Regions from separate parts of the Homo sapiens genome. Here region 1 is linked to region 2. A link is a contact called in ENCODE Hi-C data. All regions are on one chromosome and are shown on one strand. The core of a region is the stretch at or near the end of the contact, and the rest is flanking DNA. Distances in the headings are between cores, read along the strand shown.

Evidence for each region. A loop is a pair of places that touch in the nucleus more often than their neighbours do. Pooled maps may share reads with other maps.
Region 1: a map of heart left ventricle shows a loop between it and region 2 (3-fold over the local background). The contact joins the promoter of BMP7 here to the enhancer-like site in region 2. A Hi-C loop is called at or near these places in 10 of 168 maps with a recorded cell type or tissue (Right ventricle myocardium inferior, Right ventricle myocardium superior, heart left ventricle and 4 more) and 6 of 50 pooled maps.

What each region holds. Positions count from the first base shown.
Region 1 is chr20:57,265,360-57,269,443 of GRCh38, reverse strand. BMP7 (bone morphogenetic protein 7) reads left to right here and starts at 2,803. Exons shown (of 7, transcript NM_001719.3): 1 at 2,803-3,739. The coding sequence starts at 3,322. It overlaps LOC112268270 (translation initiation factor IF-2-like), which reads right to left and starts at 3,004. Exons shown (of 2, transcript NR_171651.1): 1 at 2,802-3,004; 2 at 2,157-2,661. RefSeq lists a cis regulatory region at 2,604-2,696 and a promoter at 1-3,315.
Region 2 is chr20:57,154,682-57,158,887 of GRCh38, reverse strand. LOC105372686 (a long non-coding RNA gene) reads left to right here. Exons shown (of 2, transcript XR_936906.4): 2 at 1-102. Among named protein-coding and RNA genes, the nearest start is that of BMP7-AS1, 57 kb to the left of the region's middle. RefSeq lists an enhancer at 1-3,861. Within about 2 kb of position 1,652, at least 3 of the 41 ENCODE cell types and tissues checked have a DNase peak (open chromatin) inside an H3K27ac peak, as active enhancers do; they include heart left ventricle and heart right ventricle, where a contact is called at or near this core.

The DNA of each region.
Region 1 (4,084 bases), core at 1,554-4,053, 110 kb before region 2:
GTTTTGGCTGTGCTTATTACTATTCATTCAACAGGTACTAATTGAGCACCTGCTGTGTGCCAGGCTCAGAATAGGCTCAGGTGAGATGCACAAAGAAGGGTAAACTAGAATCCTTGCTTAGACACTGACGGATCAGTTGTTTCATATGTAAATTGTAGCACCAAGACCTGCTGCCCCTGCCCCCAGCCTCACCTGCTTGTGAAGATCCCTCCAAAAGATTTGAGAGTAGATAAAAAGCAGAGACTACTACTGAAGAACAGGGCTGCTTTGGCTCCTTATTATTTCAGACTTTGGAAGAAAATGACCTCCTTTTTCTCTACTGGCACTGGAGGTGGCATAGCCTGTCCCTAGCAAGCCAGCGCTGGAGGGCGTGTGCAGGGCTGGGGACCGAGCCTGGTTTCTGTTCCCTGCTCTGCAGGGCTCAAGCACTTGCTGTTCCTCCACCTGGGATGCCTTTCCCTGGAAAAGCCTGTCTCTTTCTTGTCTTTCAGGACTCAGGTCAGTGGCATCTCCTCCAAAAACTCCCCTTCCCACCCTCCATCACCTCACCCTGTTTATCTGCGCCCCCGCCCCCACTGCCTGTCACTTATTGCAGGCTGAAGTGACCCAGGCTCTCCAGTTGTACACTCTCAGATGGACCCTGGACGACTGTGGCACTCCTGCAATTTCCCCAGTCTCCCTGGGGTAGGATTCCTGCTTGCCAGGATGCCCACCTTTCCTTCTCCCTCCTGCATGTCCTCCTCTGCCTGGCTTCTGAATTGTTTCCAGAGAGAGTGATAGACAAGATCTGCCTCTCCTTCAGTCCCTGAATCTTATTTAAGGCTCTTGCTTTGCTTCCCTGGCCTGGAGGCCGGCTCCTTGATGGAGTCTGCCATGTGGGTTCGCTCATGGCCATGTCTTCCTGCCCAGCATGGTGCTTGGCCCTGGGACTGGCCACATAATATCTGGGCCAGGTGCAAAATTAGTACGGGGCAGGGGGTACTTTGTTCATAGGTGATTCAGAACCACATATGGTGACCTCAGAGTAGGAAACCAAGTGTGGGGCCCTTAAGAGCTGGGGGGCCCTGTACGACTGTCCAGGTTGCAGGCCCCACAGCTCGCCTCCTGATATCCTGTGCTCCATGCTTGTCTGTTGAAGGAAGGAGTGAATGGATGAAGAGCAGGTGGTGGGGGTGGTTTGAGGGCCTTGCCTGGTGGGTGGGTAGAGGCCCCTCCCTGGCATGGGGCTCAAGACCTGTTCCATCCCACAGCCTGGGGCCTGTGTGTAAATGGCCAGGACCTGCAGGCTGGCATTTTTCTGCTCCTTGCCTGGCCTCTGGCCTCCCCTTTCTCCACCCATGTGGCCCCTCAGGCTGCCATCTAGTCCAAAAGTCCCCAAGGGAGACCCAGAGGGCCACTTGGCCAAACTACTTCTGCTCCAGAAAACTGTAGAAGACCATAATTCTCTTCCCCAGCTCTCCTGCTCCAGGAAGGACAGCCCCAAAGTGAGGCTTAGCCAGAGCCCCTCCCAGACAAGCGCCCCCGCTTCCCCAACCTCAGCCCTTCCCAGTTCATCCCAAAGGCCCTCTGGGGACCCACTCTCTCACCCAGCCCCAGGAGGGGAAGGAGACAGGATGAACTTTTACCCCGCTGCCCTCACTGCCACTCTGGGTGCAGTAATTCCCTTGAGATCCCACACCGGCAGAGGGACCGGTGGGTTCTGAGTGGTCTGGGGACTCCCTGTGACAGCGTGCATGGCTCGGTATTGATTGAGGGATGAATGGATGAGGAGAGACAGGAGAGGAGGCCGATGGGGAGGTCTCAGGCACAGACCCTTGGAGGGGAAGAGGATGTGAAGACCAGCGGCTGGCTCCCCAGGCACTGCCACGAGGAGGGCTGATGGGAAGCCCTAGTGGTGGGGCTGGGGTGTCTGGTCTCAGGCTGAGGGGTGGCTGGAAAGATACAGGGCCCCGAAGAGGAGGAGGTGGGAAGAACCCCCCCAGCTCACACGCAGTTCACTTATTCACTCAACAAATCGTGACTGCGCAGCTACAGTGGCTACCAGGCGCTGGGTTCAAGGCACTGCGGGTACCAGAGGTGCGGAGAAGATCGCTGATCCGGGCCCCAGTGCTCTGGGTGTCTAGCGGGGGTAAGAAGGCAATAAAGAAGGCACGGAGTAACTCAAACAGCAATTCCAGACAGCAAGAGAAACTACAGGAAAGAAAACAAACGTGCGAGGGGCGAGGCGAGGAAACAACCTCAGCTTGGCAGGTCTTGGAGGTCTCTGGGAGGAGAAAGCAGCGTCTGATGGGGGCGGGAGGTGGTGAGTGGGGAGAGGTCCAGGCGGAGGGAATGGCGAGCGCAGAGACAGGCTGGCAACGGCTTCAGGGAGGCGCGGAGGGGTCAGCGTGGCTGGCTTAAAAGGATACAGGGACTGAGGGGCAAGACCGGCTCAAGGGTCACCGCTTCCAGGAAGCCTTCTATTTCCGCGCCACCTCCGCGCTCCCCCAACTTTTCCCACCGCGGTCCGCAGCCCACCCGTCCTGCTCGGGCCGCCTTCCTGGTCCGGACCGCGAGTGCCGAGAGGGCAGGGCCGGCTCCGATTCCTCCAGCCGCATCCCCGCGACGTCCCGCCAGGCTCTAGGCACCCCGTGGGCACTCAGTAAACATTTGTCGAGCGCTCTAGAGGGAATGAATGAACCCACTGGGCACAGCTGGGGGGAGGGCGGGGCCGAGGGCAGGTGGGAGGCCGCCGGCGCGGGAGGGGCCCCTCGAAGCCCGTCCTCCTCCTCCTCCTCCTCCGCCCAGGCCCCAGCGCGTACCACTCTGGCGCTCCCGAGGCGGCCTCTTGTGCGATCCAGGGCGCACAAGGCTGGGAGAGCGCCCCGGGGCCCCTGCTATCCGCGCCGGAGGTTGGAAGAGGGTGGGTTGCCGCCGCCCGAGGGCGAGAGCGCCAGAGGAGCGGGAAGAAGGAGCGCTCGCCCGCCCGCCTGCCTCCTCGCTGCCTCCCCGGCGTTGGCTCTCTGGACTCCTAGGCTTGCTGGCTGCTCCTCCCACCCGCGCCCGCCTCCTCACTCGCCTTTTCGTTCGCCGGGGCTGCTTTCCAAGCCCTGCGGTGCGCCCGGGCGAGTGCGGGGCGAGGGGCCCGGGGCCAGCACCGAGCAGGGGGCGGGGGTCCGGGCAGAGCGCGGCCGGCCGGGGAGGGGCCATGTCTGGCGCGGGCGCAGCGGGGCCCGTCTGCAGCAAGTGACCGAGCGGCGCGGACGGCCGCCTGCCCCCTCTGCCACCTGGGGCGGTGCGGGCCCGGAGCCCGGAGCCCGGGTAGCGCGTAGAGCCGGCGCGATGCACGTGCGCTCACTGCGAGCTGCGGCGCCGCACAGCTTCGTGGCGCTCTGGGCACCCCTGTTCCTGCTGCGCTCCGCCCTGGCCGACTTCAGCCTGGACAACGAGGTGCACTCGAGCTTCATCCACCGGCGCCTCCGCAGCCAGGAGCGGCGGGAGATGCAGCGCGAGATCCTCTCCATTTTGGGCTTGCCCCACCGCCCGCGCCCGCACCTCCAGGGCAAGCACAACTCGGCACCCATGTTCATGCTGGACCTGTACAACGCCATGGCGGTGGAGGAGGGCGGCGGGCCCGGCGGCCAGGGCTTCTCCTACCCCTACAAGGCCGTCTTCAGTACCCAGGGCCCCCCTCTGGCCAGCCTGCAAGATAGCCATTTCCTCACCGACGCCGACATGGTCATGAGCTTCGTCAACCTCGGTGAGTAAGGGCAGGCGAGGGTACGCGTCTCCTTTCGGGGGCACTTTGAGACTGGGAGGGAGGGAGCCGCTTCTTCTATGCAGCCCGCCCAGCTTTCCGCTCCTGGCTGAAATCGCAGTGCCTGCCCGAGGGTCTCCCACCCACAGCCCTATGACTCCCAAGCTGTGTGCGCCCCCAGGTCGGGCGCGCTGGGTTCGGTGAGCCTGTAGGGGTTACTGGGAAGGAGGGATCCTCCGAAGTCCCCTCCATGTTACGCCGCCGGCCGCATCTCTGGGGCTGGAGGCAAGGGCCGTTCAAAGCGCGGGGCTCGGTCATGTGAGCTGTCCCGGGCCGGCGCGGCTCGCG
Region 2 (4,206 bases), core at 403-2,902:
CTATTTTGGTCACTGTGTGTCCCCAGTTCCCAGCACAGTGTTTGGCACACAGCAGAGCTTATTTGACATGTTTTGATGAATAAATGTCATTGTTGTTACCAACAGGCTGGAAATCAGGACACGTGGGCTCTGCCCCTCACAGTTGAGTGACCCTGGGGAGGGCCTTAACCCTGGTCTTCTGGGCCTCCCACTTTCAGGTCAAGGTTACAGTCGGGGGCCTGTGGGTGGGCTTCATCTGATTGGCCCCTTTGGTAGTGCTGGGCCGCATCTTCGGGTCATCAGTGAAAAGCGTTCTCAGGTGTGCCCAGGAGCACGTGCCCCCACAGAGCAGTGACCTTACCTGCTGACCCTCATCCCAAACCCTGTAGCTGTTTCCTCTGCTCTTTTTTTCGTTCTGGAAAAGGAAGTGGCTTTAGGAAGGACATTACGTGTGATGAATCTGACCTTGGATGCATGTTTGCTCAAACTCACATCATTGTTTAATGCCACAGGCAAGTCACTGAGTAACAGACTAAATAATTCCCAAGAAAAGTTTATATATGTGTGTGTGTGTGTGCGTGCATGTGTGTGTGTTGGCAGGGGGTATCTGTGGGGGCGAAGGTGGAGACTGATGGTGGGTGGTGACTTTGGCCACAATTTGCTCCAAGGTCCACATCCTTGTACTTGACCCTCGGTGGTGCATATCTAACACAATTAAATTATAGAAATGCTGGGCCAGGTGTGGTGGCTCATGCCTATAATCCCAGCACTTTGGGAGGCCGAGGTGGGCTGATCACCTGAGGTTGGGAGCTGGAGACCAGCCTGACCAACATGGAGAACCCCCATCTCTACTAAAACTACAAAATTAGCCGGGCATGGTGGCACATGCCTGTAATGCCAGCTACTCAGGAGGCAGGGGCAGCAGAATCACTTGAACCCGGGAGGCAGAAGGGTTGCGGTGAGCCAAGATTGCACCGTTGCACTCCAGCCTGGGCAACAAGAGCGAAACTCTGTCTCGAAAGAAAAAAAAAGAAAGAAAGAAAAAAGAAATGCTGAGTAAAAACGGTTTCGAATGCTAAAGCCAGCAGAGAAATTACATATTTGAGCTCTGACCCTTTGTAACAGAATCCAGATCTGTGGTATCTCTATTTTGGGAGGTTTTAGCATAAGCCATCTTACACATTCCCTCTCACCAAGAGTTAGGCAGCAATGTCTTTGTCCTTCCACCTTGCAAGGTCACTCTGACCTGTGGGTGGGTCACCCAGAGGTGCTGTGAGTGGGACAGAAATAGCTGCTCTGAGCAAATGCCTTTCCCAGCAGTCTCTGGGGAGGATGATACTCCAGCTTGGCAGAGCCCCTCCAGCCCTGCAAACAAGTGCTGGTCTCTGTTTGACCCTTATTTAGCGTGTCGATGAAGGAAGGAATGACAGATGACCCAGGCCCCAATCCTGGCCTGTCCTTTGAGTGGTCCCTAAAATAATACCATTAGTGGGGCCAGGCACAGCTTCTTATCTGTGGAGTGGGTGCACTGATAACACTGAGCAGGTCCTCACGGAAGCCCTGGGTGAGGAGGGGTAGCAGCTGCGGGCCTTGGACATGTTGCGAAGGTCTTCGCCTCCTGGCTGGCCTGCTGATGTTCCAAGGGGTATAAATAGTCCGACGGGCTCCACGTCTGATTGTGCAGGCATGGCGGCAGCGGCAGAGCCTGGCACACCTGGTATGTGACACCCAACCAAAGCCACGGTGCACAGGCACCTGCTGCTGCCTCTGCCGCCATGTCCTCAGCCAGAGTGGGCCCTGTGAACTCCTCCTCCCAGCCTTGCCCAGCCGTGACCTCCTTGTCCCTGCTTCAGGGACAGGGATATTGAAGGGTGCTCACCTTCAATATCGTGCCTTAAGCATTTCTGTGGCTGCCCACAGTTCATCATCAGAATGCTTCTTTTGTTCACATTTATTATTCTTGGTCCTAGATTTGGAAATAAAGAACGGCACACAGGAAAAGGTAAAAAAAAAAAAATTGTCCTTAAATCTGACCTTCTCCTTCCACTGGATATTAGCTATACTTATTTTTAGACTTTTTTTCTATCCATACTTACATTGTTTTGCTGTTGTTTTAATACAAAAGGGATTATACTCAATTTTTGTAGCCTTCTCTCTTCACTTACTGAATAACAAATGTCATCCTGGGCCCCAGACCCCCCTGCAGCCCCGTCTTTGATGGCTGCCTGGACCACCTGCAGGAGAAGCCCCTCAGAAGATGGGTCCCTGGAACCTTTGCGCAGGTTTGCTGAACCTCAGGAGTTCACTCAGCACATCGTTCGCTCTCAGCTGCCCCAGCAGGAGCTGCGCAGAACCGCCTTGGAGGCGTGCTCAGAGGACACTTCCTCACTTTTATAATGAATCGTGAGCACTCTCTCCTCGCTTTGGCCGGCAGAGCCTGCCTTTCTGGCCACGTGGACGTCTTCATGCAGGGTCCTGCTGGCCCCTTGACATCAACAGGCATGAAGCTGCAGCCATCCTCTCCCCTCCCCAAGTTTTGGGCACCACCATCTCCTAGTCTCTTGAGACTGGCCCCTGGCTTCTCCCGTTACCCCAGCCTCAGTCCCATCCAATCTGCTCCCCATTGAGAAGTCCAAGTGGACCCTCTTCTCCGGCCTCACTGCCCCCAGCCCACTCCTTGGGCTCCATCCCAGCCTCTTCCTTGGCGGTCCCCCAGCTACTCTCCAGTCCTACGTGCAGCTGCATCTTCCAGATCCACCTGGCACGGCATCTCCTTCTGCCTCAATGCCTGGGATTCAGGACCTTGATCACAGCTGGGTTTTGTATAGAAATAAATAAATAAAACTGAAAGAAAAAAACACGAAATGTTAATATTGTTTATATGAGGTTGGTGGGATTATCAGTGATGTTTATTTCCTTCTTTATGATTTTCTGTGGTTTTAAGACTCCAATGAGTACATATTTATAGAATCAGAAAAATACGTATACATGAAGTATAAATATGTAAAAAATATGTAAAAATTAAAAATATATTTTCAGCAGGAAGACACTTTGGTGGCCTCCTATTGCCTTCATGGTGGGTTCTCAAATGGCCCTGAGGCCCTGGGGCCTCTCACACCATGGTCTAGCCTCAACCACCCACCCCGCGGCCTCATCTCCCAGGCCTCTGAGGCTCCTGTCTGCTCAGGGCTTGCTTGGCCCCAGAACCTGACTTGGGTGTGTGCCTTTCCACGCCTCTGTTCTGTTGATCAATGTGTGACTAGCCCTTTCAACATCCACACTCACAAGGACTCACTTAGCTCCTTACTCTGTGCCAGGGACTGTTCTAGAAACGAGCATGCAGCAGGAAGCAAGACAGACAAGGCCCCACTCTCAGGGCTCACCGTCTGGGAGGTGAGACAGAGGAGACATCATCCGCCAACACAACCAAACAAGCCCAAGACAGCCCACCCCAAAGGAAGTACCGCTCAGGAGAAACAAGCCCTCGTGGATGTTTACAGAGGACTGGCGATTGCGACAATGCTTGGGGACAGTTTTCAGAGGTGGCTTCTCTGAGAAGGTGACATTTCAGCTGAGACCAGAGCAACAAGGGACGTCACCGTGAACCCAGTCCCCACAACCCCTGTTCACAGGGGAACCATGATCCTGTTTATGTGATTGTATTTTATTTTTAATTTTCTATTGAAATGTGATACCCATACAAAAGGGCACAACATTATAAGAATGAATACTCCCAAAGTGAGCCCTCCGCACCTGAGAGAGATGAGCAAACAGCATCGTGGTTCCCAGAGGTGCTCTTGTGCCCCTGATAGCTTTCGTCCCCTCCTCTGCAAGGGAAACCACTACTCTGAATTCTCACCCTGCAGATTGGTTTTGCCTGTTTTAGGAAGTTATGTTAACAAAATAACATAATATATGCTCTTGTGTGGCTGAAATTTTTCTCAGTGATGTGTTTGTGTGAGGTTTACCAATGCAGTTGTGTTTCCTGCAGTTCATTCATTTTCATTCCTGTATAATATTCCATGATGTGAATGGAGCAAATTGGTTTCTCCATTCTACTGTTGATGGGCATTTAGTAGTTTCTAGTTTCTTGCTAATGAGAAAATGCTACCACGAACATTCTTGAACATGTCTTTTGGTGAACTTATGTCTGTGATTCTGTTGGGTCTAATCCTAGAAATGGAATAGCATAGCTGGACCATAGGATATGTAAATGATCCACTTTAG